2 separate regions of the Homo sapiens genome follow, and region 1 is linked to region 2. A link is a loop called in an ENCODE intact Hi-C map of the cell type or tissue named here. Cell type or tissue: endothelial cell of umbilical vein. All regions are shown on one strand.

Region 1 (4,000 bases), 140 kb before region 2:
ATCAATATTTTAAAGAATATTTTAGTACTATTTAAATGTCCTTTTTTATCAATATTTTAAATAATATTTTTAAGTAGAAATATATCCTAGAATTGTATATTGCTCCTCTTTTCTTCCCATATGTATGTACAACTAGGGTGACTTCTATTTTCCAGATAATTCTTTTCCTGGGTTTCATCTATATATGCAACTCTCTAATCAACATTTTTAATTTTCCCTAAAATTCGTTTAACTGAAACTACAACTTTCTCCTTTCCCAAACAGCCAATTTTTCAGTATTCTATTCCTCAGGAAACCAGTGATGTAGAAAATTGACCATAATTCTTTCTTCCCAAATCCTGTATGTGACTACCACTTCCTGATCTACACCCACTAAAGCAAGTGCATATACTCAGCCTTTTGCATTCCCACACATGATGGCATTAATTTTAAGGATTAGAGGCTAGAATAATTGCCCAGTATTTTAAAATTAAATATTTATCCCCTTCAATTCACTGTTAATATATTTCATATATTTATAAAATATAAATATTCTACTTCTTGCTTCAGTTACTCACTTTTACCTATAGGAGAAAAACAACATATTCAATCACCTAAATAATGACGAAGGAGGCGTCAAGTTCTGCCTCTAACATCATCCCTTACTGAAATTCTCATCAGATATCACTCTCTAACCATATCAAAATACTTGCAGTTCTGAAAGTTTGTTTTTGCTAAGAATGGTCTTTTTGTTTCAACTTCTCCCACCACCACCCCTTACCCCCACCATCACCACAATCCCTATGTCACCTTATCTCTATGAGTAAAGCCTACTCATTGTTCAAGAGTAAAGTCATATAACCTCTGTGAGGTTTTTCCTGGATTCCAGAGATACAATTTACCACTCTTTCCTTTGTATACAACTGTACCCACTGTTTACTTCTACAGTGACTCCAGAATCTTAGTATTGTATTTACAGTTTATGTATCAGTTTCCCTCTAATAGATTGAAAGCTCACTGGGGTGTGTATCATGCCTAATTTATTTTGATATTCATACTATCCAACACGAGGCCTTCAGAAAGTCATCACTGAATGAATAGATGAATTACAAAATAACAACAACAAAAATGAAATCTATAGAGTCCTCGACCATAAGCAAAGATCTTTCATATTGCATCCTGCTGTGGTTTGAATGTGTCCCCTGCAAAATTCAGATGTTGCAAATGTGATAGCATTAAGAGGGGAGGCCTTCAAAAGATGATTAGGCCATGAGGCTCCTCCCTTGTGAATGGGTTTAAGGCCCTCATTAAAGAGACTTCATGCAACGTTCAACTGGCTTCCCCTTCCACCTTCCACCATGTGAGGATACAGTGTTCCTTCCCTCTGGAGGATACAGCCCTCACCAGACAACTGAATCCACTCCCTGACCACCAGAAGTGCGAAAAAATAAACTTCTATTCTTTATAATTTCCCTACCTGAGGTTATTCTACTGTAGTAACATGAACAGACTAAGATGCATCTTAAGAAATAAATTTCACAAATACATAAAACACAAAATGTAAAAAATCAAGACTTCAACTTTACATACTAAAAACTCTAAAATATTATTTTCCTAGTGACGTTTGAGTAAAGGAGTGGAAATTTGAAAGCAAGTCTAATAAAGAAACAGTAGTATTTCAGTTTTTCAAACAGAAAGTGTTATTGAAATATCCTGATGATTTGAAAAAGCCATGTGATTAGGATTATATAAGAATTTAGATTCTGTTTGGGCTTTGTCATAAGAAGTTATGGGATTCTAGGAAGTCATTTACTTTCTCTGAAATCCAGCTTTTTGAGAGTAGGACTTAGTGACTTCTTAATTTATGTTTAGCCCAGAAACCTCAGAAAATTTTATTTTATGGTTGTGGAGTTATATAATCTTGATAATAATCAAAATGATTTTTATATTTAATTTTCTTTACTAATGTAAATAAAAACTAGAGCTTAGTATTAAAATGTAAGCTTTGTTTAGGAATTTTCTGAAAATCTTCTTCCTGCATGCTCTTTTCTTTTTTAAAAAAATAATTGTCAATACAGGTTTCCAGTGACTTTATTCAGTTTATTGGACATTCAAAATACTTCAGACTCAAATTTTCCAAAGAAGTGATTAATTTTAATAAAACAGATTTATATATATTTGGAACAACATCTTAACCATATTTGAAGTGTGAAAGCAGCTTATACCTTGCCATGGCATCATGACAATTAGATTTGCATTTTATCACACAGATGGGGGTAAATGCACACAGATACAGAAAAACACATACCTACTTCGTACCCAGAAAAGAAAAAAAAAGCCTGAGTAGCCTGTCCAGTTGGTCCAGCTGTAGTTTTCAAAATAAAGGAAGCCTTGGCCTTTTCCTGCAAATTACTGACTCAGTAACAACAACAAAACCCCATTGTTTCTTTGTTTTTTATACTTCTGCCTAAAGGGATAACCCTGGTAGCTGGAATTCACAAACACATTTATGGGAAGGATTCTTGCGGACTTATACTATTAAATTTATAGATTTTCCCTTTTTTGTTACTAATATTCTTCTTTGTCCTCAGTTGGGACTGCTGGTCCTTGGAACAAACTTCTCCATTTCAACTTGTCTGGACTGGTTTTCTTTCCATGTATCAGAGATCTGCTCTGATTTTTCAGAGGATGTTAATTCTTTTTTATTTTTTTTTCCTTAGCTCTCTATATTGTTTTTTGTTTTATCCAAAATGTATTGTTTTTCTTTTTCTTTTTGGCTTTGTTTTTTGTGTTAAATTTTCTTCAGATGTTTGGTAATCTTTTGATGGCTATTTATATTTAAGTGGGAGAAACTGAAATAATAAATGGAAGCTTCAGGGTAGTGGCTTGGCTTGCTGAACATTTAACAGAAAGTTGTGTACCTGATTGGTGGCAGACGGCACTATGTCAGCCTAGAGGGACCTTGTCTTTCATGCCTATGTCTTTTAATGACGCTCTTGTACAAAAGCATACATTGTTTTACACGATAATATATACCTACATGTAAGAGAAGGTAGTTCTGCCAAGTAAAGTGTCTTCTGGGGAGATATAAATCCATGTCACATTTAACAAGCCATGCAGAGGTGCTTTTGAGCATAAGGCATTCTGTTTATATCATGCAATAATGATTACCAAGGCCAAGCTTATTGGAACATTGTAGCTCAAAGATCTACAGGCTGGCTTTCCATTATCTTGCAGGTACTATAAATTAATTCCATTTTATCTGGATAAAAATTAACTTAACCACCCTGATCTACTTTCCTAAGGAATGTGAAGGTGTGACAAATTAAGGGGAATAGACAGTAAAGGAACAAGAAGAAAAAATACATAACAATTTGTAGAAGCCATGAGGCACTAGAAAGTATAGCACTAATTGTCTAGTATTACTAGTAGACTAATTATATATCATATTCTATTATAATTATATTTATTCAATTATTATAATTACAAATGTATAATGATTTTTATAAGCCAAGAAAATATGGTGTTAATAGTTTAGTGTTATATTCTGTGAAGTCACCTACTTGTGAAAATTAATTTTTTCAATCCTCATAAACACCTATGAAGAAAATGATTAAAACTGTTAAAAAAAATCTACTTTGAAAAGATTGGGGAGCTAAGGTGACCATGAAGAAAAGGGGCCAATATCTGACAGAAGAAGGAAACAAGAGACAAACCCAGTGCCTCAGATTTCCTCTAGAAGAATCTGCCAATTCCAAATGAAGTGGTCAAAAGACAAAACTGGAACAGACAGAGAACCAAAAATTGACAAGCTATATCCAAGAATGAGGGTAAGCAAAGGAGATTGGCCTTAATAGGGTCAAAACTCAGTTTCATATTATCTCAATCCCTGAAACTGCTGTAAGAAAATTGCATAAGCCTGGTCACTTAATAGAAGCAAATGTAAATCATTCCTGGAGAGTGTCAAAGATAAATCTGGACACTAGTTAGAGTAGTAAGAATAGATTTTACTCAGTACTAT
Region 2 (4,000 bases):
AACACTCTGGTATATTGTAGGAATATTTCTTTATTGACTGAAGAATTCAGTCAGTATATAGATATATTCATTTTCAAATCAACTTTATCCCAGTGGTGAGAAGACAAGATTTGAATTCCATAGCTAGCAAGTAACCATTTCCTCACGCGAACACTTTGCTATCTCAGCTAATGCAAAGTGTCATTAATGTGAAGTCACTAAAATAAAATTTGAAAATTGTTGAATTACAGAATAGTTTTACAAAATTGAAGTTGCACTGAGTTCTGGTTGAGCATGTTTTTTCTAAATTGCATTCATGTGACAAGTGAATGAATGCAAAACATTCACACAAATACAAGAAACGGAGAAGAAACTACAGCAGATGAGAGATGTCAAAAAGTTTTGGTAAAAGAAAAGTAGATAGATACATAGTAACGGATACAGTATAGTAAAGAAAGCCAATGCCAAAGCTCCCTCAAGGGAAAAACCAAAGGAAGCAAACCAAGTCCTTCTTTGCAGACCACTGAATTACTCAGAAATGGGAAATACTAGTGACTTGTAAAGAACTACTAAAGCTTGTGGGATGAGACTGAAAATAATGAGGTTTGTTGAATGACAGGAAAGATTACTTCTCTAAAAATACTTTTAACTTTCCTACCAGTCCTTAAAGTAGCCCTCTCTTCTCAACACACATTAACTTTATGGAGATGTTAAGCAAAAGAAGGTTTTATCTTTGGATCACCAGACACAGCTGACAGGAGTGGAGGGGAATACGGGAGCCAAATAAAAACAACAGGCTTAATATGAACATCTGCATCATCAAAAATGGAACTCCCCAGCCAATTTCATACATTCACCTGCAGGAGATTAGAAAATTCTTCTCTATGAACATCAGACCAGGATAAATGGGCCCTAAACATTTATACTTAAAAATAATTAAGTGACTCTCCTTACTGTGAGGTAGACCAGCCATTTGCAAGCTGACTCATGCACACTAAGCATCCAATCAACTTTTATTCTGAGCAGTAAATCAACATTTTTGCTCAGCATTCAAAACTGAATGGATGGTCAATGAGTAACACATATAAACCAGTCCTCTAAATGAAAAATAGTGAACAAAATCAATAAATAGAAAATAAATCTTGGATGAAAAAGAAGAAACATAGAAGGATAATAATTCAAAAGAAAATATTAATTTTTCCAGAGACATAATAGAAGATAATGTATCCATAAGAGCACAATGAGATTATTAAAAAAGTAAACTGAGAGTAAAAGAAATAACTCTTAGAAGTTACTGCATGTAATAACAGACATAAAAATATCCACAGAAGGGTTGGACGGTCCAGTTAAGAATACATTTTAGAAAGCAGAAAAATCACAAAGATATGGAAAATAGACAATAAAAGGTAATACAATTCGAGCACTGATTTAAATTTTAAGGAAAAAAAATTCAACAAAAGAAAAGAATAAAATCATCAAATAAATGATATCAAAATATTTTCAAAGATTGAAAGATATTTATCTTTCAGAATGTACAAAGGCCTGCTGAGTACTCAACCCAGTGAAATGTATTTTTTTGTTTGTGTTTTTATGGGGAGTGGCACACAGGATGTACCATTTTGAAATTTTGGAATACCAAAGATAAAGAGATAATCACAAAATCTTCTGGAGAGATTAACAAGCACAACAGTTCACATTAGACAGATCTGGATTTAGAATCGGAACGTCCTAAGATTTAGAAGAAACAACTTCGTCATTTGGAAAAATACTAATTTCTAAACTAGAATTCCATCTTCAGTCAAATACCATGTTCAATAATGTTTCTCATAATTGTAGAATTTCAAAAATGTAATGCCCATGATTCCTATCTCATAAGTTTCTGGAGGAAATGTTTGCTAAAATTAAGAAATAATAGAAAGAGGATAAGCAAAAGACTGAACACATGAAAAAGGCAAAAGGAATGTCTGGGATGTCGGTGATAGGAAGTCTGGGGTTAGCAGCTATGTAGCTGACCTAGAGATCAGCTGTTCCAGAAGCTGGCATTCAAAAAAGGAAAAAAAAAAACACCCAGGAGATTACCTGATGTGTTTGTACTGACAGGATTTATAGTGTTTCTGGAGTGTTGGAGTGGTAGGTATATGCAAATTAAACACATGATAAAACAAGTCATAAACTCCAATAAAAACAGTTGCTCAAGAAACCAACTGTATTCAAAGTATAATACTAAGCTCAGATAAAAGCAAATTTATATGCTCATAATAATGTAAACACTAAATAATATTTTAACCAAAAAATATAATAAAGCTCTTTTGGGATAATGGAGAGAGAGGAAGCATGTTTTTATATGTATGGGCAGATAGTTAAAAGAAATCTCACTCTGAGACATTAATAGAAACATAGATTCTAAAGTAGAAAATCAAGAAACAGAAATATCAGAGTACTGCTTGGGCCATGCACAAATACCAGAAGAAACAGCTGAAAGATTCACAGTATTGCCCCTGGGGATTGGGTGTCTTGATAGGGAGGCTGGAGCAATAGATCTCTGTTTTGTTCACTGTACTGTTTGATTAAAATTCTAATGTATTACATTGAAAAAAAAATTTAAGTATTTTTAAGAAACTGTAATAATGTGAAGTATGTTAAGCTCTAGAACAACCAAATATTTCTTACGAAGATAAATGATATAATTAGTAAGTTGTAACCATGACATAAAGTTATTGAAAAATAATGCTTTGAACATTTTCAACTATTCTTAAAATGTTGAAACCTGCTCATTTCTAAGTATGTATACTTTTCCTTAGTATATACATAAGTATATATGTATACTTTACATACTTAGTATGTACACTATTTTTTTAGCATACCTTCTTTTTCACTGTCAAAAAATCATACTAGACTTAAATTTTCAGAAATTCTAAATTAATGAAGTACAAATTAATGTCTCATATCTGTTAGGCGGCAAAATCTCAAATACTGCCATGAATTCTGCATTTGAATAAATCTCAACTGAAAAGTAACAAAACTGAAAGTAATCTCTGTACAAGTCTAATATTCTACAGCATAAAAATGTCACTATTAAAATTTTTTTAAAAAAGAAAGTCTCCATTAGCTATCTGAAGTTGAGAAAACACATAAACAAAAATGTTCTCCATTCTATTACTTGTGCATTATCAGGAGACTTCATTTCTGCAATTTATATTCCCACAGTCGTGTGCTAATTTTATGAAGAGTTACTCTGTTGCCTTTTTACTAAAGTGAGAGAGCAATGAAAATATTATGGGATTGGCCTGTAATGCATTTGTAAAGGTGAAAACTTAAAGTGAAATCAAATGGGACATAGGAAATCAAATGAGTTTAAGGATTTAACTATAACCATGGAATAAAAGGTTATTCAGTTTTGCAAATTCAAAGCAGTCTCTGACGAGTCTAATTTAATGAATAAAATTCTTGTTTCTTTTACAATAGACCTTTAAACTATTTCTACTCAGCAGTCTTAAAATGATTTCATTAGGAGGTACTGGAGTTATTGAGCTGAAATGGCAGCTGCTGTTTTTCTTAGTTTCCTTTATTCCATAAAAGGATTGGTAACTTACATTTGGCTTCAAAACACTTCACTGGCAACTCCCCTCTGCTTTTGTTTCTCTCCCAAAAGTTTAATCTAATTTAGAGTTTTCAAAGGAGATAGATAAGGTTCTTTTTAAGAGTAATTAAAAGCGTGATGCCTTTCAGTCACTAATTTCTAAACTGGGACTTACCTTTCAAAGAAATATTAAAGTAAAATAGGTAAAGTTTATCTTAGTAAATACAATTATCTGGGGAAGGGAGGATCCATATGTAAACTAAGCTCTCTGTGCCTGTGGTTTAGCAATATCCACAAGAAAGACAGATTAAGTAGCTCTCAAATTGCATTTTGAATTGTTCAATGGGTGTCAACACATTAAATCCCTTACTCTTAAAGATCTAGGTGATATATTTTTATATTTGAATACTTCTTTATTGTAAAAATATACTCAGTGCTTTC

Evidence for each region. Hi-C counts contacts between places; a loop is a spot of excess contacts. Peaks named below come from ENCODE experiments on the same cell type or tissue, not always from the same donor. Only the 100,000 strongest peaks of a DNase experiment are listed, where the experiment ranks them.
Region 1: it touches region 2 in a loop (5-fold over the local background); 1 of 110 quality-filtered maps calls a loop at or near these places.

What each region holds. Positions count from the first base shown.
Region 1 is chr4:132,990,487-132,994,486 of GRCh38, forward strand. No RefSeq gene overlaps it. Among named protein-coding and RNA genes, the nearest start is that of PCDH10-DT, 160 kb to the right of the region's middle. In endothelial cell of umbilical vein, no CTCF peak of the experiment used is centred here; DNase peaks (open chromatin) are centred at 905 and 2,375; H3K27ac peaks cover 2,319 bases.
Region 2 is chr4:133,128,465-133,132,464 of GRCh38, forward strand. The region is part of intron 7 of PCDH10-DT (PCDH10 divergent transcript); the gene reads right to left. Among named protein-coding and RNA genes, the nearest start is that of PCDH10-DT, 19 kb to the right of the region's middle. In endothelial cell of umbilical vein, no CTCF peak of the experiment used is centred here; a DNase peak (open chromatin) is centred at 1,987; H3K27ac peaks cover 970 bases.